Linked DNA regions of Homo sapiens: region 1 is linked to region 2. A link is an interaction called in ENCODE POLR2A ChIA-PET data of the cell type or tissue named here. Cell type or tissue: B cell. All regions are shown on one strand. Region 1 overlaps RTCA (RNA 3'-terminal phosphate cyclase). Region 2 has its middle 5.9 kb from the start of LRRC39.

Region 1 (5,000 bases), 100 kb after region 2:
CTACTTGTGACAGACTTACTTTGTATTCAGTGTTGTACCAAAGATTTGGAATATGTATGGAGAGATAGGGAATAGGGCAAGAGGGTAAATATTCTGACTTATATTTAAAATAAGCGAATACCTGTTCAAATCTTAGAGGAAATAAAACTCTAAAATATTTTATCTGATAATGTTATATGCTCTTTTTTTACATAAAATGTAATTTCCTGACTTTAAAAAAATTCTTTAATTTTTTTTTTTTTTTTGGCAGAGTCCTGCTCTGTCACCCAGGATGGAGTACAGTGGCACAATCTCAGCTCACTGCAACCTCCACCTCCCAGGTTCAAGTGATTCTCTTGCCTCAGCCTCCTGAGCAGCTGGGATTACAGGCATGCACCACCATGCCCAGCTAAATTTTGTATTTTTAGTAGAGATGGGGTTTTGCCATTTTGGCCAGGCTGGCCTCAAACTCCTGACCTCAAGTGATCCATCCGCCTCAGCCTCCCAAAGCATTGGGATTACAGGCGTGAGCCACCGCACTGAGCCAAATTCTTTAATTCTGATGGAATTACCTGCAGACTAATTGTAACACGCATGCTTTTCTAGGATTTGGGAGGGGAATTTGTTTGTTTGGTAGATGGCGTCTAGCTATGTTGCCCAGGCCAGCCTTGAATTCCTGGCCTCAAGCAATTCTTACACCTTAGCTTCTCAAAGTCCTGGGATTACAGGCATGAGCCACCATGCCTGGCTGCAAGTTTTAATTTTTGAAATTGAGGCATAGCATTATAGGGTCATAACTTAACTTATAAACTGGCTTTATAAATTAGTACATTTTAAATAGGACTAATGAAGCCTATATTTTCCTCCACTAGTATATTTAAAGGTATAAGACTTGTGTATCCCAAACACTCAGAATATTAAATAACTAAAGATCTTATTCTAAAAGGTGCATTGAGTGGGTTTTTGAGGCCTAAAAATTGTATACCAGTGCTAATTGGGATATACCAAACTTTTTGTCTCTTAGTAATTAGTTTTGTTTTGTTTTGTTTTGTTTTGTTTTAATGTTGTGCTTATCTTAAGGTGTAAATGCAGACAAAGTTGGAATTGAAGCTGCCGAAATGCTATTAGCAAATCTTAGACATGGTGGTACTGTGGATGAGTATCTGCAAGACCAGGTAATGACACATTTAGGTTAAAAACCCTCTAACCTGTTAGATTTGAATATGTGGTAGATTGAATATCAATTTAAATAATTGACTTTCAGACACTAATTAGCAAGTCCTACTTCAATAATTTAAAAAAATATTCTGGGATTTGCATTCCTCAAATTTCAGCCCTCATTTTACTTTACGTGTCTACAGTGTTTTGCGCAATTGACCACTCCTTCCTTTTTGAAGTATTTTCTTTCCTTGGTTTCTGAAATACTGTTATCTTCCTATCTCACTGGCCATACATTCTAGTCTCCTTTGCTAGTTTATTATGGTTTTCATCTTCTCAACAACAATTTTTTTTTTTTTGGTGGAGACAGAGTCTTGCTATGTTGCCCAGGCTGGTCTCGAACTCCTGGTTTCAAGTGATCCTCCTGCTTCAGCTTCCTGAGTAGCTAGGCCTACAGGCACATGCTGTCATGCCTACCTAATTTAAAACTTTTTTTTGTTTTAATTTTTATAGAGACGAGGTCTCAGTATGTTGACCAGGCTAATCCTAAACTCTGGCACCCAAGTGATCCTCCCACTTTGGCCTCCCAGAGTTTTGAGATTAAGGGCCATGAGCCACTGTGCCTGGCCAACTTCTAAATTTTGATGAGCCCCTGGACTTTGGCTTATACTTGTTTTCTTTTTCTGTAGTTGCTCCCTCTCTTAGTTTGTCCAGTCTCATGGCTTAAGTACCGTCTTTATGCTGACAACTCCCAAATTTATATCCGAAGCCCAGGCCTTTCTCTTTAACTCCTTGCTCATAATATCCCCTATGCCTGTCAACACCTCCACTTGGACGTGTCACAGACCTCTCAAACTTAGCACGTTGCATGGCGCGGTGGCTCAAGCCTGTAATCCCAGCACTTTGGGAGGCCGAGGTGGGCGGATCACGAGGTCAAGAGATCGAGACCATCCTGGCTAACACGGTGAAACCCCGTCTCTACTGAAAAAATACAAAAAATTAGCCGGGCGTGGTGGCGGGTGCCTGTAGTCGTAGCTACTCGGGAGGCTGAGGCAGGAGAAAGGCGTGAACCTGGGAGGCGGAGTTTTGCAGTGAGCCGAGAATGCGCCACTGCACTCCAGCCTGGGTGGCAGAGCAAGACTCCGTCTCAAAAAAAAAAAAAAAAAAAAAACGAAAAACAAAAAAAACTTAGCACGTTCACTCACAGTGAGAAGTGATACTGAATATTTCCAAATATTGTTTTTATGGTCTGTTATCTTTATAGATTTTCCTTTCTACCATACTTTTGTCTCCTTAGTCCCAAATCAGTAGTGTCCACATTTAGAAATATAGTCCTCGAGATTTCTTGACCTGTTTCTTAAGACAGTTTCTGTTATTTCTAGTCTCCTCCTCCTTGCCCAGGTCTACTTTAAACTCCCAGTAAAGTCCCAGTATTAGTCTGTCTATTCAGCTGTTAAAATGTAATTTAAGAGAGTAGAATAAACATCATATTATATATACCAACTTGTAGAGATAGTTGGTCTAAGTATATTACTGTTCTGTATTTTACTTGTAAATATTAATTTAAAAAATTATATGTTGAGAGCTGCTACCAAGCCTTTTTGTACTACTCACAGACTTAGGGTAACATAGGTTTTCTGTCATCTTCTGAGTATGTCTGGAAACCTAAAGAAATAGAAATTCTGTTTTAGCAATTTTTATTTCTAGTAGTATTTTTATTATGGGCAGCAGTGGAATTATAATGCCAAATATTAATAAATGTGTGAGGTTTTTCTTTGTTCTTTTTTAAATAGCTGATTGTTTTCATGGCATTAGCCAATGGAGTTTCCAGAATAAAAACAGGACCAGTTACACTCCATACGCAAACCGCGATACATTTTGCTGAACAAATAGCAAAGGTGAGTATTCTATCAGAAAGGGAAATTGATATTTTGATTTTTATTTTAGCCAATTTTGGGTTAAATTTTAATAGGAAACTTAATAGTAATCATAATTGCTATCACTGTTTCCTGTGTGACAGGCACTGAGCTAATTTAGCAATTTATCTAAACTGTCTACTCAGCATAACTATTGTAGGTGGCTATTTATTATTATTCCCATTATAAATATGAGTAAAGTGAGGCAGAGAGATTCATTAAATTGTTCAAGGCCACATGGATTTTTAGTGGCAGAGCTGAGCTTTGAGCAAACCTGGGAAAGCATACTTCAAAACCCATGTTATAATCACTGTGTGGTACTGCCTTACAGAGTAAGTAAAGATGTTTTGTTGTGAACTATGATATCAAATCACAAGGGATTCATAGTTGGCTATAAAAAAATTTATATAAAATTTTAGACATTTTATTTTCTTGATTCTATTGGTAAAATAGAATATTTGTTGAAACTAATATTCACTGTCCTCTGAAATTTAGTAGAGTTGACGTACAGTTTTTAATGAAGAAGGATTTATCATTATATGAGCTCATATTCATACCTTTCCTACAGGATTCTTTTTTTTTTTTTTTTTGAGACAGGGTCTCACACTGTTGCCCAGGCTGGAGTGCAATGGCATGATCTCGGCTCACTGCAACTTCTGCCTCCCAGGCTCAAGTGATTCTCCTGCCTTAGCCTCCCAAGTAGCTAGGATTACAGGCACATGCCACCACACCTGGCTAATTTTTCTAATTTTTGTAGAGATGGGGTTTTGCCATGTTGCTTAGGCTGGTCTCAAACTTCATAGCTCAGGTGATCTGTCCACCTTGGCCTCCCAAAGTGTTGTGATTATAGGTGTGAGCCACTGTGCCTGGCCTGGATTGTTAATTTAAAGAAACAATAGGTATATTTCATCATGAAACTAATGTAATTTCTTTATAGGAAATAGAGGGGAAAAGCCTTCTCATAATTTCCCCTTGCCGGTAAAACCACTGTTGACATTTAGGTGTTTTCCTCTTCTCCTAAATCGTTTCTCTTTGCATTTTTTGCAGTTAATGCATACAACTTCATTTCTTGCTTATTTCAGTAACATGTAGCATATTTCCCATTTTGCTTATTCTTTATAAAGTAATTTTATAAAGAAATATAAAATTTGTAACAATTTTATAAGGGAAGTTGCTAATCTTAAGCATTTTTATTATTATTGTTTTTGAGACAGGGTCTCACACTGTTGCCCAGGCTGGATTGCAGTGGCACAAACCTCCTGGGCTCTCAAATGATCCTCCCACCGCAGCCTCCCAAGTAGCTGGGGCTACGGGAGTGTGCCACCACACCTGGCTAATTTTTTGATGTTTTGTAGAGATGGAGTCTTGCCACATTCCCAGGCTGGTCTTGAACTCCTGGGCTCAAGCAGTCCTCTGACCTCAATCTCCCAAAGCGCTAGGATTACAGGTGTAAGCCAGCATGCCCAGCCCTAGTCTTAAGCATTTTTTAAAGTGACAAAAGTAACATATATTAATTTAAAAAATTAATCATTACAGAAGTGTCCCATACACAAAACCACTGTTGCTGCCCTACTCCTATTTGTATGATGATCCTTTTTCTTTTCTTTTTTTTTTTCTTAAGATAGAGTCTTGCTCTGTTAGCCCAGGTTGGAGTGCAGTGGCACAGTCTTGGCTCACAGCAACCTCTGCCTCCCAGGTTCAAGCAATTCTCATGCCTCAGCCTCCAGAGTAGCTGGGATTACAGGCGTGTGCCACCATGTCCAGCTAATTTTTGTACTTTTTAGCAGAGACAGGGTTTCACTGTGTTAGCTAGGCTGGTCTCAAACTCCTGGCCTTACGCGATCTGCCTGCCTTGGCCTCCCAAAGTGCAGGGATTACAGGCATGAGCCACCGCGCCTGGCCTTTCTTTTTTTTTTTTCTTTTAAGAGACAGGGGCTTGCTCTGTTG
Region 2 (5,000 bases):
CGGCTAATTTTTTGTATTTTTAGTAGAGACGGGGTTTCACCGTGGTCTCGATCTCCTGACCTCGTGATCCGCCCGCCTCGGCCTCCCAAAGTGCTGGGATTACAGGCGTGAGCCACCGCGCCCGGCTTGAGTTAATTTTTATACATGGTATTGGGTAAGGGTCTGTCTTAGTCTGCTCAGGCTGCTATAAAAAAATTTTGAAATAGGTAGTTTGTTTGTCTGTTTCCCCAACCCCTCTCCCAAGTCTCTGGTAACCACCATATTCTCTACTTCTATGAGTTCAACTTTCTTAGATCCCGTGTATAAGTGAAATTAAGTGGTATATTTGTGTTTCTGTTCCTGGCTTATTTCACTTAATATAATGTCTTCCACATTTATTCATGTTGTTGCTAGTGACAGGATTTCTTTCTTTTTCAAGGCTGAATAACACTCCATTGTGTACATATGCATTTTCTTTATCCATTCATCTGTTGATGAACACTTAGGTTCATTTCATCTTGGCTAGTGTGAATAATATTGTAATAAGCATCAGGGTGCAGATATCTGTTTGACATACTGATTTCCTTTATTTTGGATACGTACTTAGTACTGGATTAATGGATCCTATAGTAGTTTTTTAATTTTTAATTTTTTTTAGGAATCTCCATACTGTTTTTCACAAGGGCTGTACTAATTTACATTCCCACCAACAATGTGCAAGGGTTTCCTTTTCTCCACATCCTCACCAACACGTGTTATCTTTTGTGTTTTTGATAACAGTCATTCTAACAGGCGTGAGGTGATATCTCACTGTGATTTTTGATTTGGGGCACTTTTTCATATACCTGTTGGATATTTTTATGTCTTCTTTGGAGAAATGTCTACTCAGATCCTTTGCCAATTTTTAAATTGAGTTCTTTGTTTTCTCATTGCTGAGTTGAGTTTCTTTTTTTTTTTTTTTTTTTTTATTAACCCCTTATCGGATGTATGATTTGCAGACAGGTTGTCTCTTCACTTTGTTGTTTGTGTTCTTGGCCGTGCAAGAGATTTTTAGTTTGGTGTAATCCCATTTGTCAATGTTTGTTTTTGTTGCCTGTGTTTTTGGATTTGTATCCAAAAAATTATTGCCCAGATGAATGTCATGGAGCTTTTCTTCTATGGTTTCTTCTAGTAGTTTTATAGTTTTAGGTCTTATATTTAAGTCTTTAATTCATTTGTAGTTTATTTTTTAATGTAGCATGAAGTATTAGTTTTATTCCTCTGTATATGGATATCCAGTTGTCCCAACACCATTGAGTGAAGAGAGTGTTGTTTGCTGATTGTGTGTTCTTGGCACCTTTGTCAAAAATCAGTTGACTGTTGGCTGGGCATATTGGCTTATGCCTGTAATCCAAGCACATTACGAGGCTGAGATGTGTGGATTGCTTGAGGTCAGGAGTTTGAAACCAACCTGGGCAACATAGCAAGCCCCTGCCTCTACAAAAAAAAAAAAAAGTTTTAATTAGCTGGGCATAATGGGGCACACCTGTAATCTTAGCTACTCAGGAGGGTGAGGCAGGAGGATCCTTTGAGCCCAAGAGCTCAAGGCTGCAGTAAGCTATGATAGCATCACTGCACTTCAGCCTGGGTGACAAAGGGAGACCCTGTCTCAAAACAAACAAAAAACCAATTGACCATAAATGTGTGAATTTATTTCTGGGCTCTCTATTCTGTTCTATCGGTCTGCGTCTGTTTTTATGCCAGTACCATACTGTTTTACTTATTTGTATTTTTAGAGACAGGGTCTCACTATGTTGCCCAGGCTGGCATTGAACTCCTGGGCTCCAGCAATCCTCCTGCCTTAGCCTCCCTAGTAGCTGGGACTATAGGCATGTGCCTCTGCACCTGGCTATCATGCTGTTTTCTTGCAGCCTTTTTTGAGGCAGGATCTCACTGTGTTGCCCAGGCTAGAGTGCAGTGGTACAATCAGAACTCTTTGCAGCCTCGACCTCCCAGGCCCAAGCAATTCTCCCACCTCAGTCTCCTGAGTAGCTGGGGCCACAGGCACACGCCACCATACCCAGCATTTAAAACATTTTTTGCAGAGACAGGTTCTGCCTGTGTTGCCCAGGCTGGTCTTGAATTCCTGGGCTCAAGCAATCCTTCTGCCTCAGCCTCCCAAAGTGTTGTGATTATAGGCGTGGGTCACTGTGTCCAGCCTTATCATGCTGTTTGATTACTGTAGCGGTGTGGTATATTTTGAAGTCAGGTAGTGTCAACACCCCAGCTTTGTTCTTTTTGCTCAAGATTGCTTTGGCTATTTGAAGTCTTTTGTGGAACTTTAGGATTGTTTATTCTATTTCTGTGAAAACAGTCATTAGGATTTTGATAGAGATTTCATTGAATCTGTAGATCACTTTGGGTAGTATGGACACTTTAACAATATTAATTCTTCCAATCTATGAACATGGGATATCTTTTCATTTATTTATGTCTTCAATTTTTTTCATCAATGTTTTATAGTTTGCAGTGGACAGATCTTTCACCTCTAGTTGAATTTATTTCTAAGTATTTTTTTTTCTTTCTAGCTATTGTAAAATATTTTTTATTTCCTTTTTGGATAGTTTGTTGTTAGTGTATAGAAACACAATGATTTTTGTATGTTAATTTTATATCCTGCAACTTTACTGACTTTATTAGTCTTAACTTTTTTTTTTTGGTGGAGTCATTAGAGTTTTTTTTTTAATATATAAGATCATGTAATCTGTAAACAGGGACAATTTAACATTTTCCTTTCCAATTTGTATGCCTTTTATTTCTTTATCTTTCCTAATTGCTCTGGCTAAAACTTACAGTACTATATTGAGTAGAAGTGACAGGTGTGGGCATCTGATATGGTTTGGCTGTGTCCCCACCCAAATCTCATATCAAATTGTAATTCAAATTGTAATCCCCACATATCAAGGGAGGGACTTGGAGGGAGGTGATTGGATCATGGGGGTGGTTTCCCCCATGCTGTTGTCGTGATAGTGAGTTCTCACAAGATCTGGTTGTTTGATAAGTGTCTGGTGCTTCCCCCTTCTTGCTCTCTCTCTTGCCTGCTGCCATGTAAGACAAGCTTTGCTTCCCCTTTGTCTTCTGCTGTAAGTTTCCTGAGGCCTCTCCAGTCATGCAGAACTGTGAGTCAATTAAGCCTCTTTTGGTAGTATCTTTATAGCAGTGAGAGAACAGATTAATACAGCATCCTTGTCTTGTTCCTGATCTTATAGAAAAAGCTTTCAACTCTTCACCATTGAGTATAATGTTGGCTGTGGGTTTGTCACATCTGGTCTTTCTTGTGTTGAGGTACATTCCTTCTATACCTAATTTGCTCAGTTTTTTAAATGAAAGGATGCTGAATTGTGTCAAATGCTTTTTTTTACATCTATTGAAATGATCAAATGATTTGTGTCTTTTAGTCTGTTAATGTGGTGTATCACATTTATAGATTTGTGTATGTTGATCCATCCTTACATCTGAGATAGAATGGGTAATTCCTTTTTTTTTTTTTTTTTTTTTGAGACAGAGTCTCACTCTGTCACCAGGCTGGAGTGCAGTGGTGTGATCACGCACCACAACCTCCACCTCCTGGGCTCAAGTGGTCCTCTGACCTCAGCCTCCTGAGTAGCTGGGACTACAGGCATGCACCACCATGCCCAACTAATTTTTTATTTTTTATTTTTGATAGAGTTGGAGTTTCACTATGTTGCCTAGGCTGGTCTCAAACTCCTGAGCTTAAGCAGTCCACCAGCCTCAGCCTCCAAAATGCTGGGATTACAGGGATAAGCCACTGCACCCAGCCGAGACTGGACAATTTCTAAATGACAGAATTTATTGCTCATAGTTCTGGAGGCTGGGAAGTCCAAGATCAAGGCACCAGCAGATTTGGTGTTTGGCAAGGGTGTATTCCTCATAGGTAGTACTTTCTCCCTGTATCCTCACAGGTGAAACAAGCTCCTTCAGGGCCTCTTTTATAAGGACACTAATCCCATTTATGAAGGCAATGTCCTTATGATCTAATTATCTCCCAAAAGCCCCACTTCTTAATACCATCACCTTGGGGATTAGGTTTCAATGTATGAATTAATGGGGGGGACACAACATTCAGACCATAGCAGGGTCCAACTTCATTCTTTTGTATTCTTCATTCTAGTGTTCCCAGCACCACTTGCTGAAAAGACTGTTCTTTCCCCTTTCACAAGAGTGTGAATTGTCTTGGCACCCTTGTCAGAAAAACATTTGACCATATATGTGAGGGTTTATTTCTGGGCCTCTATTCTATTCCATTGGTCTTTATGTCTGTCTTTATGCCAGTACTACACTGTTGTGAACACCGATACTCCTTTATGTGGAAATCTTCCAGGTAAGGTTGGGTGGATGGATGTGTGTGTGTCTGTGTGTCTATGCAAGGAAAACTCTTAAATAACAGACTGTACACTTGCCAAATGTTAATGGGTCATTCTTCTCCATATTTTGAGATTTATATTAGAAAGTTATGGCTACATCCTAACTTGAACCACTTGGTCTCACAAAACAGAGACTGTTTCTAAGGAGAGGTGGGGAATGTTGGTGGACACCAAATGTCTTTCCCCTGGACCTTAAACTCTGATTCCAGTCAGTCTCATATGACTTCTGCTACATTTCCCCACAGTTTCAATCTTTTTTTTTGAGACAGAGTCTTGCTCTGTTGCCCAGGCTGGAGTGCAGTGGTGTGATCTGGGCTCACTGCAACCTTCACCTCCCAGGTTCAAGCAATTCTCCTGCCTCAGCCTCCCAAGTAGCTGGGACTACAGGCACCCACCACCACACCCAGCTAATTTTTGTATTTTTTAGTAGAGATGGGGTTTCACTATGTTGGCCAGGCTGGTCTCAAACTCCTGACCTCGGGTGATCCACCCACCTCAGTCTCCCAAAGTGCTGGGATTACAGGCATGACCCCGGCCCACAGTTTCAATCTTTTAATACCTTAAATATTTAAGTTACTAAAATAGCTAAGAAAAATT

The links. ChIA-PET counts read pairs that join two places held together with the same protein. Peaks named below come from ENCODE experiments on the same cell type or tissue, not always from the same donor. Only the 100,000 strongest peaks of a DNase experiment are listed, where the experiment ranks them.
Region 1: POLR2A ChIA-PET joins it to region 2 with 6 read pairs; 5 of 35 experiments call an interaction of 5 or more read pairs at or near these places.

What each region holds. Positions count from the first base shown.
Region 1 is chr1:100,284,169-100,289,168 of GRCh38, forward strand. It overlaps RTCA (RNA 3'-terminal phosphate cyclase), which reads left to right. Exons shown (of 11, transcript NM_003729.4): 9 at 1,060-1,154; 10 at 2,931-3,035. Among named protein-coding and RNA genes, the nearest start is that of MIR553, 5.4 kb to the left of the region's middle. In B cell, no CTCF peak of the experiment used is centred here; no DNase peak of the experiment used is centred here.
Region 2 is chr1:100,181,673-100,186,672 of GRCh38, forward strand. No RefSeq gene overlaps it. Among named protein-coding and RNA genes, the nearest start is that of LRRC39, 5.9 kb to the left of the region's middle. In B cell, no CTCF peak of the experiment used is centred here; a DNase peak (open chromatin) is centred at 3,069; H3K27ac peaks cover 998 bases.